Linked DNA regions of Mus musculus: region 2 is linked to region 1. The links are chromatin loops, found by intact Hi-C in ENCODE. Cell type or tissue: left cerebral cortex. All regions are shown on one strand. Links, peaks and the distances in the headings refer to the core of each region. The heading gives the core; the rest is flanking DNA.

Region 1 (10,688 bases), core at 1-8,000:
TAGGCAGAGGTCACAAGACAACTGTCAGGAGTTGGTTCTCTTCTACAATATGGATGTCAAGGATCAAATTTAGTCCCCTTGACAGCAAGCACCTTAATCCATTGAGTTATCTTCTGGGCCTTCTACTTAAATTCTTAGTGCTGGACCAGTCAAAGACAAGTACTAGGTGGAAACTTCTTTTCCTCTTGGGAAACTATCAGGAAAGTGAACACACCCATTCACAAGAATGTGTGAATAATTTCATGGGGGGGTGGGAGGGGTTGGCACAGGCCTTCAAGAACTTCAATACAAATTATGAGAAATTAGATTTGAATTAAATGTCAAATCCAAACAAATTCAGTTCTACTTATTTGACAAGAATAAGGACAGACCATGGTTTCAATTCAGGTTTTACCATTTGCTGTCAGGTTAGAGAAACAAACTTTCTCTCAGCCTCAGTCTCTTCCTCTGTAAAACTGAATAAACAATAGTATCTAAATCTGTATTAATGTTAAGGACTAAATGAACAAGCTTAATGTGCTTGGCACAGTCCCCTGTATATACACACACACACACACACACACACACACACACACACACCACACACACACACACACACACACCACACACACACACACACACACACACACACACACACACACAAAATGGAGTCATGGCTGCTTCTTATCCCCAGTCAGAATTACTGGTAATTCACATGAGATCTCAGGGTATAAAACCAGAGAAGAGATCCTAGGAATTTACCAACCTCCCCCTCACCCCCCAACAATGAAATGCTTGCTTTTAACCTATAAAGGACCATCTGACAAGACGGTCGGCAGGCCCTTTCTGTGTAAATCCAAGTCAGCTGTCAGCGTGCAATTGTTCTATTAGGCCAAGTCAATTTTTGGAGGCAGGCCTATTAAGTTAACTTCAAATGGAGATGAAAAGAAAGTGCTTGATCAAATGCTGAACTGTAAAAACACACTGACAGGGAAACAAGGCAGAGGAATTAGCCTCCTACAATTATTCCCTGTGATACCTTTAGTTACCCAGCCTATCTAATCACCACACAGCTCTCCTTTCACTCTTTAACAGCTAAAAGAACTTCCTTAGTTCATGTTCACAGCCTCAAGTTCATCAAACGTTTAACCTGGGATCCAGAATAACTGATTTTAAAGTTGGACAGAACCCATCATTCTCACTCCTTGTACAAATGAATTTCTTGATGTTTCTAACTATTTGACTTCAATGGGAGAAATAGGCATTTCCACTTTAAAACAAGCTTTCATTTCTAGCCATGCAAATTTTCTTGTTGGTTTAGCCAATTTACACACCACTAGCCAGTGTTTAATCAGGCCCCTTATTTAACAACACCAACCATGTGTGCAGACAAGTTTAAAAGTTTCAGATAATAATTTCATTAACATCAACACGTTGGTTTAAAGATGAAATATGTACCAGTATGTCTGAAAGTTCTTTAGAGGTCCACACTTCAAAAGTACAGTAAAAGGGTAATTCTTCTAGTGCTTAGCTATATGCCTGACCTGCTTAGATGCAAACAGGCTAATGCTGCTGCGTGATAATAAAAGCAACTAATTTCACATCTAAATAGTCTATTCACAATTTTCACAACTGGAAATATCAAAATAGAAAAGAAGAAAAAAAATCAAACACACACAAACAACCCTGTCTTCATACAGACTAAACTAATGACCTTGGGATAATTAATTTACACCTACAATACACACATCCCAAAGTCTGAACTACTAATCCCACTCCTCAACAAGCACACACAGCCAGGCTTCCTCCTACCCTAACCCATGATAAATACTCAACAGGTCCTTGGGCTGACCAGACTATGATAAGTAATCTATTGTGTGTGTGTGTACATACACACACACACACACACACACACACACACACACACACACATTCATTGGCAAGTAACAGGAAAAAAAGTCAGTACTACAAAATATTTCTTATAATTTTTAAAGTGAAACATTCAAACAGCTTTTTTCCTCTCTTCCCAATTAAGAACAATATTGCTATAGAATCACACTGAGAATAAAAGCAATGTTACCTACATACTACTATTTAGTTCTAGTTATCAGAAAATAAACAGAAGACCATAAAACGTTCATTAAAGGGCAAAACATGAAGTTTTTCAGGTGATAAAACAAAAGGTGGTTTTTAAAAGTTCAATGAGTACTTAGAAAACATGATTAATCTGAAATTAAAGACTGGCTTTGTTTCTTCTACACTTTTATTACACATGCTCTCATTATATTCCCTCTCAGCAATCCTAAAACATTGGCTTTCCTTACAAAACTTATTCCAGAGCTGGTAGGCAGGAGCTACAAGAGTTCCTTTAGTCTGGCAGTATTCACAGAACAAATAAAAGCATGCCGGTCTGTGTGTACACACACAGCTCTGAAAGCCACACTGTGCTTGTCTGGACACATGGATGACCACAACAAAGTTATTAAAGCTATGGAGTGTACCAATGACAAACTATCTCTTCAGGGAGTTCAGATAAGCCCACCAATATCACTGCAGTTATAAAGGAATTAAGGACATCATTAGTGATTGCTTAACAGGTAAACTTATTAAATACCATTTAAGTCATTTTTCTCCCCTTAGTGACTGTTGACTTAATTTGAAAGGGAGGTGCGAGTCTAGTAGACTACAAAAGAATTAGATAAGCACTTCAAAAACTTCTCAAGAGAACAGAGTCCTGCCAAACTCACACATTATCTCTCTACTTGTCAGGATAAAATAGTTACAAATGGTGTGTTTAAACTGCTAATTTTGTATTAAATAGTGAACCCAAGAATATCTGCAAAGCACAGCATTATGCATAATGAATAGCTCCCCAGACAAACTACCACAGAGAATGGCTCAAGTTTAAACACTGCAGATAAAAATCTCAAACTTCAAAAGTCTCCTTCAAAAAGTGAAGTGCCACGTTAAAACATACTCCCCTCAGCTGCAACCCCCACCCTCAAGGCTGTAAATCAAACATTTCTAAAGCCATCAGGGCACAGGGAAAGCCTCAAAGAACGACAAGGACTCACAAGAAGCAAGACTTAAAATTCAAACTCTTCTTAAAGCCTGCAATAGAGTTGTTTAGGTATCTTCAGCCAAGCATCCTCTCTAAAGCTTGTATATTAATGACAGTAACAATAACATGGGGGGGGGGAGAACAGCACCGTTAGCAACATCTGTAGTCACAGAAATTGGTCAAACATGTATTTCGCTTTCTATAGATAAGAATAAGAGCACCACAAAACAATGCTTTCTAATCACAGCCATAGGGTCCTCCTCCAGCTTTGGAAAGACACACACCTTTAAGGAGCTACACCGTATTGGCCCGTGTCCCATCAACTCAAAGCTCTGCGTGCAGCTTCACCCTCCTGTCTACACTCGGAGCTGCTCTGAAGTCATCCCACACAGTCCCTTTTCTCTTCATAATTCACCCAAGAGCAAAGCACCGGAGATCCAAACTATAGGCCTCTAAAGTTCCAAAAGATTCAAAGACGAGCCAACCGTATCAGATCACTCCTACCAGAGGTGCGCCTAACAACCATAAGTGCGCTGCCCTGGAACATGGTAGTGGATAAAAACCATCGTCGAGGGAGCGGGAAATCTATGCAGCTATCCATCCGCTGAGGCTTCGACTGAGAGTCCCTCCTCAAAGACTGGGGACAGCTCAAAGCTCTCCCTAGCCAGCCTCCTTTGGGACGCAGCCCTCTTTCATTTGGAGCAAGGTGGAGGCCCTGTCAGTGAGAGACCCTGGCTCGGGTTTGCAGGCCTCTTCGGTATTAGTCCTTGACCCAGGGGCGAGCCTGCGGTCTTTCTCATCCCCTGTAATCTGAGGCACGGCCACGACAGTGCTCTGCCAATTCCCACTCCTCAGCCAGCTCCGCCTGCTCCCTTCCTGCTGCTGCCCGTCCAGAGCCCTGCCAGAGGGTTGGTGTCTAGGTAAGGCTGCCAGTAGATTTCAGCAAAAATAACCTGAAGATGTGCACCCCGGCAACTGGGTCGCTCCGAAAACGGAGCAAACGTGGATGGAAAAGCAAAGCCTGCGACCTCTAAGAAGTCGCTCCATCCTTCAACTTGTCTCGCCTTTGCAAAGTTGGCATTCAACAGGTAGTTCCCGGGACTTTCACCTGAGGGAGAAAAACGTCCCGCCAACTCAAGAGTGCCGCCCAGGCGCCCATGCCCAGCTCAGCGTCCCCACCCCCACCCCGGCGCGGTGCACCCACCGGAGGCCGAGCCCCCACGTGCGCTCGCCTCAGCCGCCGTGCCCCGGAGGCCCCGTCCCGCCCGCCTGGGAGGGATGCCGCCGGGCTCCGCGCCTCCCCCCCGCCCGCCCGCCCGCTAGCCCGCGGCGGGGTCGGCGGGCGCAGCCCCCGGAGCCATCTTGTGGCGGCGGAGCGCGGGGCCCGGGTGGCTACCTGCACGATCTCGCCCTCGGCGCTGAGCATGGCCCCGGCCCGCGAGAAGCGGCCCGTGAGGCCGGTGGTGTGGGTGGTATAGTCGCCGCTCGGGCTCGACTCGAACAGCACCACCTCCACGAACGCCGTCTCCTTGGCCCGCGCCGCGCCGGGCCCCGCGGCCGCCAGCAGCAGCCCGAGAAGCAGCGGCAGCGGCGGCGGCGGCGGCAGGCGACGACCGCGGGGGCCGCGGCGGAGGCGGCGGCGGCGGCGGCCCGGGGCCCCTGGGCGCCCGCCCGAGCGTGGCCTCATGGTCCTGCGGCGGGAGGGCGCGGAGGGCGGGCGCGGCCGGGCATAGTCGCGGGCCGGCGGAGGACCGAGCGCGGGCGGTCGCCTCACAGCACCATCGCGGCGGCGGCGGCTTTGTGGGTCGCAGGCTCTGCTCCGCTCCCCCGGCCGTCGCGCCGCGGCCCTTTCATCTGCTCCACGTGAGGGGTTATCCCCGCCCCCGCAGCGTCGTGACCCGCTCTCCCCTCCCTCCCCGCGCTCGGCCGCGGCCACCTCCGAGGGGAGCGGGTAGGCGGGGCGGGCGCGCCTGCGGCGAGAGGCGGGGCCCAGAGGCCTCGCCCGCCCCGCCCAATCGACTGAGTCCCGCCCCGACTCCGTTCTTAGCCACGCCCCTCCACCCTTGCTCCGCCCAGGTAGTCTTTTTCGGTCACGCCCCTTCCTCTTAGCCACGCCCCCTGGTCTGTACTCCGCCCTCCGCGGCAGACATTTCTCTTGGCAGTTGCTGGAGTACGGGGAGAGTAAGATCCTCAACCTGTTCCCGGGCGGTTTCGCCCCCTCGGCGCACCCTGCTTTGGTGCCGCAATTAGAGTCATTGGGGCGTCAAAGGCCTCGTCCTTCCGTCCAAGGATGCTTCATCCGCAGCTCCGGCACTGCTGGCCACCCGCACTCGGTGCTCGCGCCCTACCACCTCCAGGGACCGCGAAAGGCCCCGGGCGGTCAGTGGCAGTTTGCAACCCGCCGGGACACGTCCAGTTCTTACGTGGGTGTCACATAGACAGTTACCCTCAACTAAAGGAGTGAGGACAGGTGGCGGAGAACTTGAAGAAGTTATCTAGATTCTAATGGAGTTCATCTTTCCGCAGCCCTGGAGACCGTCTCCAACACTCCCTTCAAATCTCACCATGTGCAGAAGGGCGGAAGAGTCAACACGCTTAATGCACAGACTTCTGGTTGCCAAACATACCAAAGACACGTGCTCCGAACCCAGACGTCCCCAGTCACCCAGAAGATAAACTTTTAATTCTCTTCCCCTTTTTGGAACAGGATTTTTCCTTTCTCAGCAAATCTATGAGACTCACAATCCTCCTTTAAAAGCCACATTCAATTTCTACTTCCTCAGTCGTCTTCCCTCCCTGACCTGAATGGCTTTGTTTAAATATTTGCAAATATTTGGTTAGGGTGATCTGCTTCTACTTGCTACCACACCCAAAATATTAAGACAAAAAGAAAAGTCATTGAGTGTTTCCTTGAGTAATCAGCGCATCGAGGTTACAGTTTAAACTGAAAAGGAATGTTTTGCCAATGTGTTGAATAGAAAATACAATTGAAAAGAAATTCACAGAACTGTGTTACTGTGTTTGGACCACCCAAAGCTTTGGCACAGAAGGTAACTGACAAAGCTAGAGTCATTAGTTTCCCCCAAGCCAAGCTTAATCAGTACTGACTGCTCGGGAGCACTGTCATTTCCAAGGATTGTGACTTTACCCACTAAGGCACAGTCCAGTCTTTTTTTTTGTTTTGTTTTGTTTTTTTTTTGTTTGTTTGTCTTTTCGAGACAGGGTTTCTCTGTGTAGCCCTGGCTGTCCTAGATCTCACTTTGTAGACCAGGCTGGCCTCTAACTCAGAAATCTGCCTGCCTCTGCCTCCCGAGTGCTGGGATTAAAGGCGTGTGCCACCACACCTGGCACAGTCCAGTCTTTAAGGGGAAAGCAATTATTATAGCCATGCATAGCTAGCGTTGCAATCCTTAGAAGTATGAAGTCATGAACTGGTGAATGAATATGCAAATATGGTCTATCCATACAATAAAATCGAATTTTTAACATGGTAGAGTTTCAATCGGGGCTGGTGAGATGGCTCAGTGGGTAAGAGCACCCGACTGCTCTTCCAAAGGTCCGAAGTTCAAATTCCAGCAACCACATGGTGGCTCACAACCACCCGTAATGAGATTTAATGCCATCTTCTGATGCATGTGAAGACAGCTACAGTGTACTTAGATATAATAATAAATAAATCTAGAAAAAATATATTAAAAAAAGTTTCAATCTTCAATTGCATTTTAAATAACAAAATCAAAGACAAATAAAATACTGAATATTGAATGAATGCGACAAAAATATACTCAGTGAAGCATATAGCCTTTCCATTTGTATGAAATGCCAAGAATATAGAAAAATGGAAAGGTTAGTGATCACCAGATACTGAACTGGAAGGAGGATTGGGTAGTATGACTATTAATGGATTTCCCTTAAGGGGAACGAAAATATTCTGTAATTAAATGGTGATGAGTATATTCTTTGTAAATACATGAAATCCACCACCAAATTGTACATTTTCTTTCTTTCTTTCTTCCTTCCTTTCTTTTTTTTTTTTCCCCCTGAGACAGGGTTTCTCTGTATAGCCCTGGCTGTCCTGGAACTCACTTTATAGACCAGGCTAGCCTCGAACCCAGAAATCTGCCTGCCTCTGCCTCCCAAGTGCTGGGATTAAAGGTGTACACCACCACTGCCTGGCAAATTGTACATTTTCTAAAGATGGATTTTACAGTGTATAGATGACGTCTCAATACAGCTGTTAAAAATTGAAGCCTTTTCGTACTTGACGTAGTGGAGCTCGCTTTAATCCTAGCACTGGGCAGGTAGAGGCAGGTGGACCCATGAGTTCAAGACCAGCCTTGTCTCCGTAGGTGTCTCAGGCCAGGCAAAGTTACATAGTAAGACCTTTTCTCAAACAAAAATGAAGCCTTGGGTCAAGAGAGGATCCAAGGTCATATCTCAGCCCCCAGCTCACAACCACCTATGACTCCAGCTTTATGGGATCTGACCCTCTCTTCTGTTCACATACGGCATACATTTACAGAGAAAGAGAAGGGTGGGGGACAGAGGGACAGAGAGGGACAGAGACAGAGACAGAATTTTCAAAAGGCTCAGTGGTAAAGAGCACTTGTTGCTCTTGCAGAGGACCCAAGTTTGGTTCCCAGCACCTACATAACAACTCACAGCCCTCTACAGGGAAATCCAACACTCTCTTCTGGCTCTAAGGACACTGCACTCGTGTGTTGCACAGATATGCAGGCAAAACACCCATTAGACACATTTAATGAAATCTTGTTTAAAAATTCAGCTCAGTGATCTCATTAAACACACTTTGCTATAATGGCAAGGACCTTGGTCTTGCCTAGATTGAAGCTGTGTGGTCCAGAATAGGCACCTAATAAATATTGGTTACATGACTTACTGAGCTCATCACCACACACCCCTCTCCTCCTTCAGACAGTTAAGGTAGCTTTGCATTACCTGCCTAGGAGCACTGGGCTTCATGGGACCAAAATAAATTCTGAGAATGAAGAACGGCAACAATATTTCTCTTAAGAACTTCAGTAGCAATGACAATGCACACAAGGGTCAGAAAATAACCTAGTTTGGGTCCAGTAAGATGGTGCTGGGGGTAGGAGGTGCTTGCTGCCAAGGCAGCTGACCTGAGTTCATTCCCTAGAACCCACACGCTGGAGAAAAAGAACCAACTCCCACACGTTATCCTTTGAATTTCACACATGACTTCCATGCATATACAAGTAAATAGACAGATAGACAGACAGATAATTTTTATTTCTATTTGGTTTTCTCAAATAGGGTCTCTCTGTGTAACCCAAGCTGGTCTCTTACCTCCCAGCAATCTTCCTGCCCCACCAGCTTTCCAAGTACTGGGATTGCAGGTGTGTGATACTATACCTGATTGGATTTAATTGTTCAAACTCTGCTTCAAGATACAATCAATAAGACACAGGCTAGTAACATAGAAACAGCATGATCTGCCTCTCAAGAGACAATGTTACTTAGAAACTGAGGTATTTACCAAGTTTCCCCAAAGTCTGGCAGGCAGAAAAGGGAGATAGAAAGTAACTTGAGCCACTTGGGGATGTAGCTTAGTGGGAGCACTAGTGCTCCATACACATGCGGGGAGGCCCTGTGTTCTATCTCCAGAACTGGGGGGAATTCCTACGATCCTTGGCTCGATGGTTAATAGCACTTGATGCTCTTGCAGAGGATAAGAATTCAGTGTGCAGAACCCACACTGGGTGCTGCACAAGCACCTACAACTCTAGTTCCAGGGAATCTAATGGCCTCTTCTGGTCTCCATAGATATGTGCACATGTGTGCATAAACATACCCACATACACACATATACACATAAATAGAATAAATCTTTTAAAAAAAAGGAAAGGAAAAGGAAAGGTCTTGTGAACTAAGGCTATGGATGGAGTCTACAAGTTGGATCAAATGGTAAGCATGAACAAACATGACCGTGGTCATCATCCATGGTATATCCCATAAACCACCCTGGCTGTGAAGCATCATCGAGCTGTTGGAACCGTTTCATGTGTCCATCCGTCACAGACAATGCATCCACTCACTCTAGCAGGGTACAGATGAAACGGCTATTTCAAATGAGACGTTTGGGACAGGGCAGAGGGTGAGGAGGAAAAACAGGGGACAATGACACATAGGTATAAAATTACACCACAAAACTCATCACTTGGTATTCTAACTCAAAATGTTAAAGAAATTCTATGAACTTGTACAGAAGGAGTTCAAATACACTGATAGGTGAGGAAAAAGTATGCATATGTACACATCCTTGTGTGTGTAATAAATATATGTATAGACTATGATTTTATTGCAAAATATACTGCTGAGTGAAAATAAAAGATGCTGTAACCAAAAAGCACCTGGATGGGGGAAAACAGATATGTGGAAGTTTTCATGAAGGTGGTATTAAGACATAAATGGGGATTAGAGAGTTGGTTCACCAGTTAAGAGCAGTTGTTACTCTTGCAAAGACTCCAGGTACAGTTCCTAGTGCCTATACCGTGGGCTCAGAACTACCCCTAACTCCATCTTCCAGGGATCCAACACCTTCTTGCCTTGGGCATCACACATACATGTAGGCAAAAAACTTATACATATAAAGTTATAGATCTTTTTTTAAAGATGTATTTTTAAAAAAAGATTTATTTATTTATTTATTTATTTATTTATTTATTTTATATATGTAAGTACACTGTAGCTGTCTTCAGACACACCAGAAGAGGGCATTGGATCCCATTAAAGATGTTTGTGCACCACCACGTGATTGCTGGAAATTAAACTCAGGACCTCTGGAAGAGCAGTCAGTGCTCTTAACCACTGAGCCATCTCTCCAGACCAAGATGTATTCTTTTTCATTAAGTGTCCATGTGTGAGTCCGTGTATCTATGCCACATGTGTGAGTCTGTGTTGTGTATCTGTGCCCCGTGCCCTGGGAAGCAGGAGGAGGTTGGTTGTCTGCAGCTACATGTACAGGCAGTTGTACCTTACCAGACGCCGTTACTGGGAGCAGAACTTGGATCCTCTGCAAGTGTAGTATTCTCGTAGCCACTAAGCTATCTCTCCAGACCCAGGAAACCTTTAAGCATAAATAAATGACTGGTTTTCCCTGAATAACTACAACTTGTTTGAATTTTGTTCTCTGTGGATATATTTATTACCTTCCAGAGAGAATAAAAATAAATGGAGAATCCACTAAATCAACAAAGGACAGCATTCCTTTTCCTATATTCAAACTGATCCATTCAATAAACGTTATTGAATAGCAATAAGGTGCTTGCATGAAGCCATGCCACCAGAAGACAAATGGGTGGGCCTATAGTTATGGAAGAAGATGTCACCATTGGGAGAAGCCAGGCACACAGGACTACCTGGACTGTTTGTTTGTTTTTTAATAGTTTAAAAATAAAGATGAAATTTATAGTTATATTAGCCAGTCCCTGGATCCAACTACCTTCCTGCCATCTTTTTTCTTTTGCTTTCTTTACTTCTGAAAACGTTTATTACTATATGAGACAGACAAAGAAGTCAATAAAAGATTTTCATAAAATATAAGTATACATTAACTATTTTACAAAATGGTTTTAAGACTTTGAATCTTATCCTACTTCTTTTAGGC
Region 2 (8,000 bases), core at 1-8,000, 120 kb before region 1:
GGCCGGGATCTAGCAAGAAGTGATCAAAGGAACCATCACCACAGCGCACTCCACCCCCTCCTCCCTTGGGATGAGGCCCCTGCCAAGGTGATCCAATGGAAGCCACTGGGGGAGGGTGAGAAAGAGACAGCTTTCATGTCTGTCTTTTCCTTAGAACAGTCACAAAGCATAGCAAGACAGGACTAGCAGGCCATAACTCCCTACTTCTGGGATGAATGGTTGTTCTTAAGTGAAGACATTGGGGGAAGGGGTAGTCACCTAGATTGGCACCTGGGGTGTGCTCTGGTGCCCTGATCTTTGAAGCCCTAGAGACCAGCAGCCCTGTACATGGTACTTCTGGATTCCCTTTCACAGCTGTCTGCCTCTTCCTGGGATGAAGTTACACTGAAGTCTCCATGTTATCTGAGAGTCTTTGTGACGTTTTGGGCTTAATTTTGTCAGGGTTCCAACTTAAAAGAGGGAGAGAAAATAGGGTGGCTTTTCTTTTTGCCCCCAGCAAGATGAGAAAACAATGTGATTAGAGTGTGTTAAGGAGGAAAGATCCTGGCTTACAGATAGAGTATCTCTGTCTTGTACTAGAGGGAATCAAAATCAAATCTGGCTCAGCACCAAACCAGGGAAGGCGCCAGAAAAAGGCACAAGTCCACTTTAGCCACTGACCCGGCTGCTGGGTGAGCAGGGCTGACTTCATTAGACCAACTTCTCTAGAGAAAGGCAGTGTTTGGACAGGCCTGCAATTTGAGAAGCCAGTTAGGTACATTCTCCCTTTCTTACCTTTGTTGGGCTGCCAAAATATTTACTTGACTTCTTAACTCTGAATCTCTGAAACACACCTGGATTGCAGAAAACAGGCAATTTTCTTATTTTTTTCTAACTCGTGAAAGACAGTCCAATCTAAGCAAAAATAACAATATCATGAAGGAGGCAGGAAGAAAGGAAGGCTGGTAAGAGGTGTCATTGAGCATCATTCAGTCACTTAAGAGGTTGGTAGGTAACCTGGACTCTTCTGTGTGTAGCTGTGGATTGGGGTGGTTGGTGGTTTCCAGGGCTACATAAATAACCAGCAGATTTTACAGGTGAGCCTTTTGCAAATCAAATGGATTTTATTTGGCTTTTAGGAGAGAGTCAGTTTCTATGCCAAGTAAAAGTCTGTGTGGCAGTCAACTGCATTATTAATATTATTGTTGTTGTTATTAATATTACTACTACATTAACTATTCTACCAAAGTTGACTGCCTTGTAACACCAGATTGGGGACCATGGACCAGGCAGAAAGGGACACTGCAACCACAGAGGCTGAACTTACTTTAGATTAATTTCAGATGATAGGAAAGAGCCCAATCAGCTGAAAAATAAAATAAAACTGGGGAGAGGGTGTGTAGTCTTCTGAAGTTTTTAAAAAAGAACTTAGGAAAACAGGTCTAGTGGGTGAGAAACTATGTGTGCCCATTTCTCTTTGTCATGTGTGTCTGTCTATGAGCCCATTTGCCAAGGCTGAGTGGCCTACTTCCATATAGGCTGGTTCTCAATGAGGCCATTTAATTGACATGGGTTGATCTCAATGAAAAGGTCTCCGCACTACCTGTTGGTACTCATCTCAGGCTCTCCAGAATCCCAACTAATGACCCTACTTACCCTTTTAGCTCTCAGGCCCCAAACCCTCCTTAGAAGAGCCTGGGCATCAGTTAGGGAAATAATCTACACTCTGCTGTTCATCAGCAAACCTTAAGAGATCTTGAACATTCTAAATAGAACTTTTTTGAGCTGTTCTCTTTTCAAAAGCACTAAAAGCACAGCAGCTGTGGGAGGCTTACTGACAGCTGTCAGTAGCCAACATCCTTTTTTTGGCAGCACTTCTGTTACCTTTATTTAGGTAGGCAGTCCTGTTTATCCTTATTACAAATGATAGAACGTACTTTTAAGTCCATGGAAATAAGGTCCGAAGGTTGGCCAGCAGGAACATCCACAGTCATGAAGACTTTCTGGGATTCTTGGAAGTATTTTCCAGTACTATCATGAACCTAAAAATGAGGCTCCTGGATGGTGCCTCTTTCACCTTTCTATATTTACAACCTAGCTATTCTGTTACTAAGAACTGAAGGGACCTGACCACTGCATGTCTACAGACCTGCCACCCTCCCACTACTGTGGTTAAATAGTCCAGGTTGAATCAAGGGATCCTAAATAGCAAATTAGAACAGGGACTAGTGATACAGGCAGATCAATGCTTATTGGCTTCTCTATTAATTTAAAAGCTTTAGGAGGGAGGAAAGAAACTGTAGGAATTCCAGAAGACCCTCAAATATATGTCTATAATAAAATACCACAGAAATAACTAGCAGATCTCATCGAAAAAGTATAAACAACCAAAGAAGTAGTGACTTAGATTTTATCAAAATGAAATAGTTTTGTATTGCAAAGGACTTCATCAAAAGGTGACATGGCAAAAAAACAAAAACAAAAAACAAAAAACAAAAAAACCCATGGAGTAGGAAGAAGTATTTGCTAATGATCCTAACACACACTTGTAATTCCTAGCACTCCAGAGGCAGAAGCAAGTAGATTTCTGTGAGTTCAAGATCAGCTTGGTCAACATAGTTAATTCTAGGCCAGCCAGAAGTATATTGTGAGACCCTGTCTCAAACACCACCACCACCACCACCACCACCACCACCACCACCACCACCACCACCAGCAGCACCACACAAACAAAACAAATTACTAGTTAGCATACGAAAAGATGCTCAACATAGCAAACCACTGAAAAAAAAAAGCAAATCAAAATCCACAGCAGGATGGCAATGACCAAAGTCAGGAAGTCAGTGAGGGTGCAGATAACTCAGAACCTTTACTAGAAAGAATGGAAGAGCAGTGAAGTACACACACACACACACACACACACACACACACACACACACCCCCCCTCACCAGTGGTGAGGACTGTTTATATATCCTGACTTCTTTGTATTACTGGGGATTAAACCTAAGTACTTTTGCACTCTAAGTAAGTCCCAGGTACTGCCATTTTAAAAGTTTAGCAGTTCCTAAAAAATATGAAAACCAACTTGTGTGCGTAAAAACTTGTACAAAAACTAGGGTGGTGGAATATGTCTTTAATCTTAGCACTCGGGAGATAGAGGCAGGCCAGCCTGGTCTACAGAGTGACTTCAGGACAATCAGGGCTAATAGAGAAAAGCCCTATCTCGAAAAACAAAACACCAAACCAAACCTGACAAAAAACTTGCTTGAAAATGCTCACAGTAGCAATGTTCATAACAAATAGAAGCAACTGATAATTCCTATACAATGGAATATTATTCAGGAATGACCACAGGGGGAGCTGGGGAGGTGGCTAGGGTTGTTAAGAGCACCTGCTGCTCTTGCAGCACAGAGGAATAAAACTTGAGTGTGGTAGCCAGGGATATTATTCAGATGCTTGAATACCAGCACAATATATTGTGGACTTAGCTGCCTGTCACAGTGTAAAGCCAGACATGGTGACTGCAGGCCTATAACACCAGCATTTGGAAGGCAGAAGCAGGAAGATGAGATGTCAAAGGTTACCCTCAGTTACTCTCTAAAGCCAGGCTGGCCTATGTGACATCCTATATTTTAAACAAAATAAGCCCCCCACCCCCGGGGGGGGGGAAAACAAAGCATTAAATGTAGAAATGATGACAACAGCAGACAGAGGTTCTGAAAACTCCCATGCTGACACTCTGGTGCACAGATGTGATACACTAGATGGTAGATGGGGATTAATCAAGATTCCTTGTTCTAGGCAAACAAGCATAACCAGGCACCCACTTATCAACTATTTTAAATGTACTTACAAGCATGGTTCACTTAGCACTAGAACTGAGTGCCTTCTTTTCTTTTTTGACAGTTTTCTGAGTTTTCCAGTTTTAAAAATTATATGTATATGTCTGAGTACAGGGGTCCTAAGAGTTCAGAAGAGGGGTTGGGGATAGAATCCATGTCCTCAGTAAAAGCAATACATACTCTTAGCTGCTGAACTATCACTCCATTCCCCAAAATGAATGCTTTAAAACAACAACAACAAAATCACTGTAGCATAACATCCAGATTTGATAGTAAATACAGAATTTTAATGTAATATATATTATAACATACTATTATTTTTACTGCATTTATTTACTGGGTGAATGGGGGGATACACATGTATCAGGATGCTCATGTTGAGGTCAAAGGACAACTTGTAGAAGTCAGTTCTCCCCTACCATGTGGGTTCTGGGGATTTGAAGTAAGGTCAGTAGTCTTGGTGGCAAGTGTCTCAGGCTGCTAAGCTATCTAAGAGTCTTAATATATATATTGAAGACTGGGGCACATACAAGGCTGGAAATCACTTAAAGAATGTGAGAATTTTTACCCAGGTTGTATACCCATTTCTGATACTACACATTTATATAACAAGGTAAGTTTTAAGTGATTTAAAGATAGGATATATTGAGATTAGAGGCACCCGAAGAAATAACAAGAGCCACACAGAAATTTTGTACATCCAACAATAAAAGATGATTAAAAGGGCCAGTTACAAAACAGCCTGGAGAAACAGAGGATGAGGGTGTATGTGAAGAGGGGAGGTGAAGTGACTGGGAGGAGAAGCTGTGGCTAAAATGTGTACATACATACATACACATACATACATACATACATACATACATACATACATACATATATGAAGTCTACCTGATGTGTAAAGTACTGGGTTCCAGCTTCACCACTGCAAATAACAACACTTGGGTACTTATACAGTTTTATTTTTTAAAACCTACATTACTACCCATGCAAAATAATGGGTTATAGCCCAGAAGGAAACCGTTAGGTCCAAAGCAGCCTCCCACCCTCATGCCAGTGCTGTTGACAGTGTCCTAAACAGAAACACTTTTGACTGGTAAACAGGAAGATTGCTACTAGGCAAGCAGAAGCCTAACGGTGGGTTTCTGTTTACTAGGAGCCTCCCTTATTCTGCCCTCAAAGGTCAACTACCCAGGGGAAGGGCATCTAGTTCTTGGTCAGTCCCAACAGCTGGTATCAGTTCAAAAATCCTCCATTTTGTTGACTGGCTGACTATCATATAAAATCCATTTGTTTTTCCGTCATGTTTCTTCTATCTGCCTCTTGAAAGTAGCAGCTCCAACCCAAATAAAACTTTCTACCCATGGAGTGGTCCGGTTGGATGGTTTCATTGTGTCTTCACTTAGAGAAACATTTAACAAAAAAGGAAATTAAACTAGAACATAGGAAAAAAATGTTCCCAGTTTAATGTTTAGTGATATTGTATGATAACCAAAGATATGCAACTGAAAATAACTACTTTTAATCTTAAAAGAAACATTAACAGGGAGAGCTAGATGGCTCACTGGGTAAATGTGCTTGCTGCAAAGCCAGGGACATGAGCTTGATTCCCAGTACCAACATGGGTAGAAGGAGAAAACTGACTTGCAAGCACTGTTTTCTGACATATGTGCCATCGTGGCATGTATCAAATATCAAGCACACACATATGCACAATCACCAAGGCTACATAATAGGCACCATGTCTCGGAGAAGGAAGAGAGGGGGAGGGAGGGAGGGAGGGAGAGAGGGAGGGGGAGAGAGAGAGAGAGAGAGAGAGAGAGAGAGAGAGAGAGAGAGAGAGGGAGGAGGAGGAAGAAGAGGAGGAGGAAGGGAGAATCAAATGAATTGTTTCTATCAACTATAAAACTTGTGTTTGGGACAAAGAATTAAAATCTTTTTTATCTCCCCCACCAAATAAGACTTTCATGCAAATGTTTTAATCCTCTCCACCCTGAAAAGCCTTTCTTTATGCAAAGGCCACAGCTCAATTCTAGACAAGTGATGGCCTGGAGCAGTGACCCTTTTCTCTTTGGTGGTCCCTTTCCTCCTCCTTCGTTTCCGCTGTGCCAATTCTTTTCAGACTGACCAATTGAATAAGCTTGTGAGGTTGGAACCCAGCCAATGGGGAAAAGACACAATCACCAAAGTTAGAATAAAAACCCAATGCAGAGGCAGGTAGATGGTTCTCTGTGAATTCCCAGACAGCCTGGTCTACAGAGTGAGTTCAAGGTCAGCCAGAGGGACACAGAGAAATCCTGTCTTGAAAAACCAAACCAACCAACCCAAAAACCAATGTATTTCCTGTCTCTGTATTTGCCTTTCTGAGCACATTCTCTTAATCAGAAATAAAGTTTGTCCTATCCAGACACACTGATTGGAGTTCAAGGCCAGCCTGGTCTACAAAGTGAGTTCCAAGATTGCCATGAGGTTTGCCTTCCTTTCTAAGACCAGATTCAGAGGTCTGACCATTCCTTTTTCTTCTTATCTCTGTTTCTCTTTGGATGTCAGAGACAATTTTTCCCCCTCTGATTCTTTGGGTTTCATTACTCATTCTCTAAATCCCCCATCCTGCTTGTCAGTCATGTGGCCTAACTCTATGCTGGCTTAGCTCAAATGGCATTTTTTTCTTCTTCTTCTTTAGGAGGCTGCTGTAATTTACAGCTTTCCTGCCTTGGGTTTTTCTTTTAAATTTAAAATTGTCCTCATACTACCATTTGAGTCTATTGCTAAATTCTTTTAGTATTGAGACTAATAATTCTAAGATGAGAACCCAGATTTCCTCAGTATCATTTGACAACCACGAAGAAACAACTTAAAATTTTTTGGTAACATATTTAGTGGCCTGTATGGGGATATAACCAAAGCTTTTCTGGTCTGAGGACATGACATGACCTTAGCCTGCACTTAGGAGATCTAGATGATACCTCTGTTGAAGCCAGTGACCACCACTCCCATAGCCATTGGAAATGCTGAGTCAGAAGAAGAATAATCTGTAAAAAAGACGACTCCTGAAATTAACAAATGAAAAGTAGCAGGTATAGACAGGCTTCCTCCAACCAGAGCTTCACGTGGCCAAGTGTGAGTGAGAGGAGTACTATGTAATGACCCTAAAAGGTCACTAACGAATGGTAGCTACCTGTTGTCTCTACCTCTAGCGGAGCCAACGCCCTCTTCTGGTTCCCTTGAGCACTCAACATTCACGTGGTACACACAGACATTTAGGCCAACACTTATACACTTATACACATACAATAAAAAAAAAACTTTTTTTTTTTTTGGGTGTTTTTGAGACAGGGTTTCTCTGTATAGTCTTGGCTGTCCTGGAACTCACTTTGTAGACCAGGCTGTCCTGGAACTCAGAAATCCACCTGCCTCTGCCTCCCAAGTGCTGGGATTAAAGGCGTGCGCCACCATGCCCGGCAATAAAAATAAATCTTAAAAAAAAAATCCCACAGCCGGGCGTGGTGGTGCACGCCTTTAATCCCAGCACTTGGGAGGCAGAGGCAGGCAGATTTCTGAGTTCCAGGATAGCCTGTTTCCAGGACAGCCAGGGCTATACAGAGAAACCCTGTCTTAAAAAACAAACAAACAAACAAACAAAAAATCCCACAAAACCCAAGAAGTTTTAAAAAACAAAACAAGCAAACAAAACCTGAGATTTCAAGTGACATTAAAAAAAGAAGTGGGGGAGGTAGGGGTGGAGACATGGCTCAGTGGTTACAAGCACTGGCTGCTCTTCCAGAGGACCTGAGTTCAATTCCCAGCAACCATATGGTGGCTCACAGACACCAGTAACAGATCTCATGTTCTATTCTGTCATGCAGGCATGCATGCAAATAGAGCACTCATATACATACATAAATTTTTAAAAGGAGAGAGAAATCTGATTTTTTACAAATAAATCTGTTGTTCACAAATAGATAAAGCTGAAAGCTTTTAGCCTTTAAATAGTAATCCAAATTTTTATTTTAAAAAAATCAATAGTTGAGAGATTGCTCACAGGGAAAGTACAGAGGACACCAGAAAATGTCCTCTGACACTACACACGTGATATGGCAGACACACACACACACAGGTGGAGCTAGGAATGAAGACAACAGGTTCCTTGTGTGATCAATTTTTCGCTAAGAATATGGGTA

The links. A loop is a pair of places that touch in the nucleus more often than their neighbours do. Peaks named below come from ENCODE experiments on the same cell type or tissue, not always from the same donor. Only the 100,000 strongest peaks of a DNase experiment are listed, where the experiment ranks them.
Region 2: it touches region 1 in a loop (2.0-fold over the local background); 1 of 42 quality-filtered maps calls a loop at or near these places.

Annotation. Positions count from the first base shown.
Region 1 is chr11:5,439,952-5,450,639 of GRCm38, forward strand. Znrf3 (zinc and ring finger 3) reads right to left here and starts at 4,896. Exons shown (of 9, transcript NM_001080924.2): 1 at 4,437-4,896. The coding sequence starts at 4,727. In left cerebral cortex, for the core only: no CTCF peak of the experiment used is centred there; DNase peaks (open chromatin) are centred at 3,667, 3,907, 5,083 and 5,572; H3K4me3 peaks cover 2,906 bases; H3K27ac peaks cover 267 bases.
Region 2 is chr11:5,318,548-5,326,547 of GRCm38, forward strand. The region is part of intron 2 of Znrf3 (zinc and ring finger 3); the gene reads right to left. Among named protein-coding and RNA genes, the nearest start is that of Kremen1, 61 kb to the left of the region's middle. In left cerebral cortex, for the core only: a CTCF peak has its summit at 3,351; no DNase peak of the experiment used is centred there; H3K27ac peaks cover 688 bases.